Linked DNA regions of Mus musculus: region 2 is linked to region 1. The links are chromatin contacts, found by Hi-C or POLR2A ChIA-PET in ENCODE. All regions are on one chromosome and are shown on one strand. Each heading gives the region's core, a stretch centred on a gene start or an enhancer-like site at or near the end of the contact. The rest is flanking DNA. Distances are from core to core; before and after follow the strand shown.

Evidence for each region. A loop is a pair of places that touch in the nucleus more often than their neighbours do. ChIA-PET counts read pairs that join two places held with the same protein, here RNA polymerase II (POLR2A).
Region 2: a loop to region 1 is called in a map of heart, with 5 times the contacts of the local background. The contact joins the promoter of Ppp4r3b here to the promoter of Pnpt1 in region 1. A Hi-C loop is called at or near these places in 3 of 37 maps with a recorded cell type or tissue (heart and left cerebral cortex). POLR2A ChIA-PET finds 5 or more read pairs at or near these places in 1 of 5 experiments (Patski).

What each region holds. Positions count from the first base shown.
Region 1 is chr11:29,128,704-29,133,052 of GRCm38, forward strand. It overlaps Pnpt1 (polyribonucleotide nucleotidyltransferase 1), which reads left to right and starts at 2,041. Exons shown (of 28, transcript NM_027869.2): 1 at 2,041-2,215; 2 at 4,142-4,202. The coding sequence starts at 2,055.
Region 2 is chr11:29,171,017-29,175,590 of GRCm38, forward strand. It overlaps Ppp4r3b (protein phosphatase 4 regulatory subunit 3B), which reads left to right and starts at 1,960. Exons shown (of 16, transcript NM_134034.3): 1 at 1,960-2,431; 2 at 3,657-3,712. The coding sequence starts at 2,290.

The sequences.
Region 1 (4,349 bases), core at 791-3,290:
CATTCAGTATGTTAAATTTACTAGGGCAGCTAATTTGTCAAAAAGTCTTTTTCAGTATATGTTACAGAATTGGATGGCTGAATTTGAACAGACCCTTCGAGGCTTGCCATCATTCAGGTCAACTCCACGCGCTTGGACCTGTCCCTGACCAAAGGATTACCCAATTGGATCTCCTCAGCATTTTCTTTCTTTAAAAAATGGGTGGGATTAATATTATTTGGAGATACACTTTGCTGTGGATTAGTGTTGCTTCTTTGATTGGTCTGTAAGCTTAAGGCCTAAACTAGGAGAGACAAGGTGGTTATTGCCCAGGCGCTTGCAGGACTAGAACATGGAGCTCCCCCTGATATATGGTTATCTATGCTTAGGCAATAGGTCGCTGGCCACTCAGCTCTTATATCCCATGAGGCTAGACTCATTGCACGGGATAGAGTGAGTGTGCTTCAGCAGCCCGAGAGAGTTGCAAGGCTAAGCACTGCAATGGAAAGGCTCTGCGGCATATATGAGCCTATTCTAGGGAGACATGTCATCTTTCATGAAGGTTCAGTGTCCTAGTTCCCTTCCCCCAGGCAAAACGACACGGGAGCAGGTCAGGGTTGCTCTGGGTAAAAGCCTGTAAGCCTAAGAGCTAATCCTGTACATGGCTCCTTTACCTACACACTGGGGATTTGACCTCTATCTCCACTCTCATTAATATGGGTGGCCTATTTGCTCTTATTAAAAGAAAAAGGGGGAGATGTTGGGAGCCGCCCCCACATTCGCCGTTACAAGATGGCGCTGACATCCTGTGTTCTAAGTGGTAAACAAATAATCTGCGCATGTGCCAAGGGTATCTTATGACTACTTGTGCTCTGCCTTCCCCGTGACGTCAACTCGGCCGATGGGCTGCAGCCAATCAAGGAGTGACACGTCCGAGGCGAAGGAGAATGCTCCTTAAGAGGGACGGGGTTTTCGTTTTCTCTCTCTCTTGCTTCTTGCTCTCTTTTCCTGAAGATGTAAGAATAAAGCTTTGCCGCAGAAGATTCTGGTCTGTGGTGTTCTTCCTGGCCGGTCGTGAGAACGCGTCGAATAACATCAATGCTTTTATTTCCTTTTGATTTATGACTCAAAATTACTACTATTCTAATTATTTTAGAGTGACATTAGGAAACATAGACTCCTTCCCATTTTAATATACCTCTCCAAAACTTACAACTGAATGAATGGTAAATTATTCAAGGGGTTCTCAAAAAAAAAAGTTTTTTCTTGTTTTTTGTTTTGTTTTGTTTTGCTTTGCTTTGTTATGTTTGTGTCTAAGTGTGTGCGAGTTTGCATGTGTGTGGATACACCAGTGTGTGCAGGTGACTGGGCGTGTGTGCCTGTGTGCGCGTGCGCGTGTGTGTATATATATATATATATATATATATATGTGTGTGTGTGTGTGTGTGTGTGTGTGTACGTTAAGAATGTGTGGAAGCCAGAGGTTAAAGTACGGTGTCTTGCTTGATAGCGCTCTACTTATTTTTTGAGGTAGGGTCCCTTGCTGAACCTGGAGCCCTCAGGCAAGTCTAACAAGCCAGGATGATTCATGGATTCATTCTCAGCCTCTGAACGTTGGAATTACAGGTGGCCTTCCATAGACACAAACCTAGATCTTTAGGTAAGAACCAAATAATCGTGAGTTGTTCAGTATTTATTTACTGTTACATTTATTAAACACATTGTTCTAAGACTTTCTTTCAAACCGTGATAACACTAGCGCGCGCGCGCACACACACACACACACACACACACACACACACACACACACACGGCGCGGGAAGTATTAAAGGGCTTTCTTTAAATCTATACATTTTTTTTAAGGTAGTACTTATTTTTCACCGATAAGGGTGGGGGAATAAAAGCTGACTGAAAGAAACGCATTCTGGTGGTTTGACTCTGGCAATTACAGAAAGCCTGCAAGGATTGCTTTCCCGGCAGTTTGCAGGCTCCACGGAAACGAAACTGCGTCCGACTCCGCCCACAGGAGTGCTGGCCAATGAGGCGCTGCCCAGGCCTTCCACGCTCTGGGTGTCATGGCGGCCTGCAGGCTGTGCTGCTTGTGCCCGTGCCTCCGACCGCTGGGCTGCGGCCCCCTCGGCCGGCCCGGGCGGAATCGGGCACTCAGCTATTTGCAGATGCGAGCGTTGTGGAGCAGCACCGGATCCAGAGCGGTGACTGTAGACCTGGGACACAGGTGAGAAACGGTGTGAGTTCGCGGTTTTCACGCGGCGTCTGTCTTGTCCATTCAGCCCCAGAAGTCAAATCCCCCCCAGGGTAGGAATCAAGCAGCCTAAGTCTCTTAAGTTCTCTACTCCAAACCTAAGGTCGAGATTTCCTTTTTCCGGATTTAAAGTCTGTCTCCCTTTCCCAAGCTGGCCGCTGCCTTTTGCCTCTTCATCTTCCTCCTAGCCCTGCGGTGAACTTCCTGAGTCCTATTGCCTGTGCCCCAGACATCCTTTCTCTATTTTCCGAGACCTCGAGCTCTGAAGTAGGAAACCCTAGGTAATGCGTTATCGTTCCGTGCCCCAGGTCCACTGATGGCCGGTGTGAGCCGGAGATGAATGCCAGTTATAAGATGCACATAGTCCTGTTAAACCTGTAGTGAAAGTACAGTTACCATCCAACAAAAGGTCAAAAAGGCAAATTTCTCAGTTAACAAGACACACGGCGGGGGTGTATATGTGGATATTTTAAATAATAGGTTTTTTTAAAGCTTTTCCCTAAAGCTCTACTTTTTGTGGCAGGCCGCTGCCCCGTGTCCTCCCTTGGCATCCGATTACTCTTCCCATCACTGTGTTCTGCTTGTTCATTCTATCAATCTTCTTGTTTATGTTCATAGAGTATTTAGGTAGGCATTCACTCACATGGTTTGGCATATAGAAACTTCAGAACTCTTCCATTTATTCCCAAATGCCTACTTCCAAACCCCAGAGGCTAGCTATGCTATGGGTCCACTATGTATTTGGAGGTATTTTATACAATATAATATTGAAAAGTAAATTGTTATGAGACAAAGTAAACAACAACAACAAAACACCATAAACTTAATAGCTTTCTTGGAACAATCAAAATTACATGTAAACACCATAAACTTAATAGCTTTCTTGGAACAATCAAAATTACATGTACTCCCTACCCCCCAAAATCTTTCTGACTTTCTGCATTATTAGAATTCATTGAATAACATACTGTTTCAGTTCTGATATCGCAATTTGTCAGGTCGTTCAAATTTCCTTTGATATAATCTGGTTGTTGACAAACATGCTTTTATTCCACCATCAATTGCTAACTAATACCAACTCTCTGATTGCACATTATACTTTGTACACTAATAATATTTGTGTATTTCTATATATTTCTGTGCATATTAAAGATGCTGCATAGTTCAAAGATTTGAAAGACTTATTAGACTAGAGGCAAAGAGCTAAGACACATACTGAGAGACTACAGCTGGTAGTCCCATTTGGAGAGCAGCTGGAGGCCCATAGGGCCAAGCCAGAGGGTAGAGCTCAGCTAAAGATTGAGGGTCAGAACTGGGTCAAGATGGATGGACATATGAGTCTATTTTGAGTTTTTATTTTTATATGAAGTATGTGACCATCTCAACATCTTTGTTAAGTTTTTAAGCATTCAAAATGTTATTTATCAGAAGATAGTCTTTATTATTTTTAACTTAGCGTACAAAACACTGTTATATATCAGAACATGAAAGTCTTTGTAGTCAATATTCAAAAGTTTGTATTTTTTTCCATAAAGTAATAGAGAAATTTTAAAATTATTTTAATAGGGAAGAGAACAGTTTGTGTGTTGGGTTAATACAGCCAACAAAGCAAGGGACGATAAGAGACTGAGCTGAGTCATAAGATGGGAGTTAATAGTTAGGAATTCCGTTTTCTCCCTACCATACTTCCTTCTCCAGATGCATCTTTTGCCTTGGTTCTCATTGTCTTTAAGCTGCGCTTAAATCTCTTGTGCTTTTGATGGTCACAACTCCTACTTACTCTTTTTTTCTCTGACAATTGGGAGCATTTCATTCTTTTTTTCCCCTCGATTCTCCAATTATTTTTACTTAGCAAAGACTTGTACTGGTATCTTGTATTACATTTTTCCTTTTAAACAGAAAATTAGAAATATCCTCTGGGAAACTGGCAAGATTTGCTGATGGCTGTGCTGTGATACAGGTAGGAAACCAGTTTTTGCTTTAATCATAGTGGCTGGGTATCTTTGTAGCATCATAAGTAATCATTGTGGTATTGGGAACTAGTTCAGACACTACTAAGGGTCTTTTTTTTTTTTTAAAGATTTATTCATTTATGTATGCAAGTACA
Region 2 (4,574 bases), core at 710-3,209, 42 kb after region 1:
ACAGTATATTTACACACACATTTGCACATGCTAAACTATTTCTAAAACAAAATACAGCATAAAACCTAGTGGAAAGAAAACAATGTTCAAAAATTACTTAACATTTTTAGATGATGATAGCAGCATTAAATCAAATGTACAAATGTATAGGACACACACCAAGGAACTGCCCCCAGTCTAACCTCACACACAGTGAGAATGAGAGGGGATCTAGTGGGGAGTGATATAGTCACTGTTTTCTGGAGAATAGCGGGAAGCGGGAGCTGAAGAGACTTACCTTGCATTGCAGAAGTTCTTTGCCATTTTAATTTTTTCACATATAAAGGTATTACTTGTAAAGATCAAGGACATCAGGGGCTCATTTGGGCTACAACCTTTTGGAGTTGTAGTTTCCTTGTAAAAGACTCTGGGGGAAGGTATGGCTATGGCACAGTGATGCTTCCAGACTACAGCATAAGCTGGATGGACCCTGACCAAAACATTCTACAGAGAATGCTCTGGGCACCTGAAATTTCTGTCCTAAAGGCTGAGTGGGCTTCCAGGATCTATCCAGTGCTCTTGCCAACGTTCTTTTCTCCTTTAGAGTGGGCAATGAAAAGGATGCTTAGACAAATCCTTGGGTGTCCTCTAACATTGGGCTAAAACACTGACTCTGGAAAGCTTTCTATGGCCTTCCCCAAACAAGTCATATTTTCCCTGGTTCAAAGTACATTTTGTCCATATCAGTCACAGATTATCAGGGACTTATGTATAGTGATTCACGTCCTTTTATCATAGGCAGAATCCTGTTACATACCATAGGCTGCAATTTCCATATGCAGTCGTTACAGGCAAATGACAGCAGACCAGGCTAATTTTCTTGGTCCCTCATACATTTAAAGAATCGCAATGATAGTTCAAATTTTGAAATCCTTTTCAATCAAGCGACTATGTACATAAGACACCCTTTTAAACATGAGTTGCCGCCTAACCTCGTCAAATCATAAGCACACTTTGACAAGCATGGTGATGACTACAACTCCCGAAATACACCGCGGGATCAACATGTGCACCTGCCCCGTGTTCACCTTTCAGGTTAGAGCCAAGAGTTGAGGGACCATATAAGAGAACGGAGAGGCGGCAGAACTACGCTGGGAGCGGATGCCTTCGGGCGAGCGTCACGCTCTGAGCGACGTTAACTTCACGCTGGAAACCGTTCTTGCGGCACATGAAGCTGAGAGCTCCCCGAGGATTGTGAGGCTGTACGCCTGTGCTTGCCTCGTCGCTGCCGCCGGTCTCTCTGAACCTTTTAATGGTCCGTGGTACCCGGCTAACGGAAGAACGCTTCGGCGGGAAATAGGAACTGTCAACGCGTTTGTGGAACATTAGATCGCCCACTGCTCATCGTGGCCATGGAACACCTTCCCGGCAGAAGCCTCGCAGATTCTATAACGGATTTTAGTGGGTGAAGGCTCGACCTCCCATCGTCTTCACGAATGACTCGAACACCCTCACCCCGTCTCAGTCCTTTTCGGGCTGTCAGCCTGAGTCCCTACACTTGGCTTCACTCTAGTCCTGTGCACGCATTCGGACTTCTCAGCCTGGCTCTGTTCTGCTGAGAGCAAGTCCAGAGTTGACAACCCGCCACATGACCAACATCAGCCCTACAAATCCCGAAGAACAACTCGGCAACTCCATCGCCAAGGCAACCTTCTACACACGCTTCCTCCCGGCGCAGGTAGAAAAGCTCGCGGGACTTCCCCGCCCAACTGAGATTCCCGAATCAGGAAGCGGGGCCGAAAGAGGAGGAAGTCCCTCCTTGGCCGGCTCACCTCGGCGGCGCACTCCTCGCGAGATCGCCGAGGTCTGACTCTCCGGAAGTGTGTTCGGAGGTAAAGGTACTGTGCGTTGGGCTCGTCGGCCGCCGTAGCCCCTGCTAGGGCAGCCCGTACGAACCTGCTGGAAGAGGAAGAGAAAGGCAGAGAGTCGGGTTACAAGATGGCGGATCTGTAGTAGTAACCGCGGCGGGCGGCGGCAGCGGGAGAGCGAGCGAGCTCCGGGACGCAAAAGGAAGGGAGAGTGGTTGTGCGCCGCGGTGAAGGGAGGGGTAGCGGAGACCACGAGCGGAGGGCTCTCGGTGGCTCTGGTCACCCCTTCTCGCGGCTAAACCTTTAGAGCCATGGTAAACTCGGGCCTCTCCAGAGTCGCTGCCACCACCGCCGCTGCCGCCACTACCGGCTCTCAAGAGTGAGGGATACCGGCGAGGTGAGCGAGGAGGTGGCGGCTGGAACGGTGGGGCCAGAAGCCACCATGTCGGATACACGGAGGCGAGTGAAGGTCTATACCCTTAACGAAGACCGGCAATGGGACGACCGAGGCACCGGGCACGTCTCCTCCACTTACGTAGAGGAGCTCAAGGGGATGTCGCTGCTGGTTCGTGCCGAGTCCGACGGTAAGGGTATTGGAACGGTGGGGTAGGGGATAGTGCATCGGTTGCGGCACAACCTGAGGGTTAAGCGCTGCGCTCCGGTACTGTATTCTGACTAGCACCACTAGGGACAGCGCATTGGTCTTGAGCCTGCCCTTCTTTACGATAAAAACAAACTGCTGGGCCTGGATTTACTCTCTGTCAGACGTGAACTCGCAGTTCTCCGCCTCCATCCCTATTGAGGATTTGACTCCTTCTCCCCCCCCCCCCACCCCCCCATCCCAACCCGGTAGTTGAGGTTTAGAATGTATGAGTGGGAAGTCAGTAGAAGACCAGGTAGGAATATCGCCCATGAGATGACCCCCGACTCCCGAGCCGCTTTAGGTACAGTCCTGTCGGTTGTACCTATGTAGCATAAAAGGTTTAGAGAAACTCTGCCTTAAAAACAAGTTTCAGTTGTTCCAATCGCCAGGTGCTGGGGAAAACTAAAACGGACTTTCTCTTGGAGTTACTACAGACTGTTGCCACGAAACACACAAGCACGTACATATTTATTGATTGATCCCTCCAAGGCTGCCGTTGTAGGGAGTGAAAAAGTGGGTTCCACAATCTCGGCAAGTTAGAAAACTAAAGCGGACTGTGAAGTTGTATTTGTTGATTGCAGAATTCATAGAAACCATTTTAATATTAAAAACTGACAGCCATAATAAAAAAGCTACTACTTATATATACTCAAGAGCTGCCCAACTGGAACAGCTAATGCATTCAAGAAATAAAAGAATAGCAATCTTAGATCATTTTGGGCAAATGTTGTACTAGTGCAGAGTCCCTCATTAGGAGTTAAGAGGCATTTATTTCTACATTATGAAGAGGAGGGTTTGTCAAAGGAAAAGGATAAATATCATTTGTATGGTAAGTCTCTCTGGGGTCCTTGTAATTTGTTTTGTTAGACAGGAAATTCAGTGAAACAGCTTTTGTTAAAGTTTAGTCTTCAAATGGTCAATTAGACCTTAAAGGTTTTAGTTACCTCATAGTCTGAATATTGATTTCACATTTCCTTCCTTCTGAGGACATATGGAGGTAGGATGAAACAGTCTAAGTTAACCATGTAGTCTTTATTTAGAAAATATGAATTAAAATACATTTGTAGCTTCAGATGTTCATCTGGTGAGAAGACATGAAATGCTTACTAGATGTGTGCTACTGAAGGTTTTATAATTTCAGACTTTTTTTTTTTTTACTCTTTCAGGATCGCTACTCTTAGAGTCAAAGATAAATCCAAACACTGCATATCAGAAACAGCAGGCAAGTAGTTGTTTATCTTTAATTTGAAAACTTCATCTGTGATCCAGGATGTATTATTTATGTGACAAAGATGGGAATATTTTCCAGACAAGAAAAAAAGTTTGGTAACTAAAATTAGGAACCATATATATTTTCCTTCAGTTTGAGAGTTTCAGACTGAAAAGCAGTTTTTATATTGGTGATTTAATGTTGGTTTTTAATTGAGCCACTGTTTGTATTGCAATACAATGTATTCTTTGATCTTTAAAGTAAGCCAGGTCTGTTCTATATGCACTAAACCTTTTGTTCTAAGTCACATTTGAAAGAAATGGCTTAAAAGAAAATTCAGAGTGTTCACTTACTACCATTAAGAAATAATTCAAAGAGATGTTTTTAAAGCAAGGAGAGCCTGTTTGTGGTATGAAGTTAAATCCTTTGACCAAGGAGAAGAATTTTTTAAGTAGTATTTAAGTCTGCTTCTAATTGTATGCATATTTTAAAATAATAAATGGGTACTTAATAAATATACACATCGGTAATTATGCAGCATTTTCTGTTAATATTTATTGTCACTTTGGGAAAGGAAATCTGTTTTAGTATTTCTAATTAGTTAACATGACGTCATCTGTGGATGTTTTCATTTTTATTATGAAATACTAACAATATTAAATAGTTTAGAGAATAATATAGTGGACTCCATTATATAATAACACCATCAGATTTAACAATATTAACATAATATATTTTTTCAACCTTTTGTAATGTTTAACATGGATAGAGGTAAAATCTCCTTTGTATCTACCTCATTTTGTCTATTCTCTATTCTCCCTATGGTAACCCTATTATGAAATTGCTCTGTATTCTGTATATATGCTTTTTATAC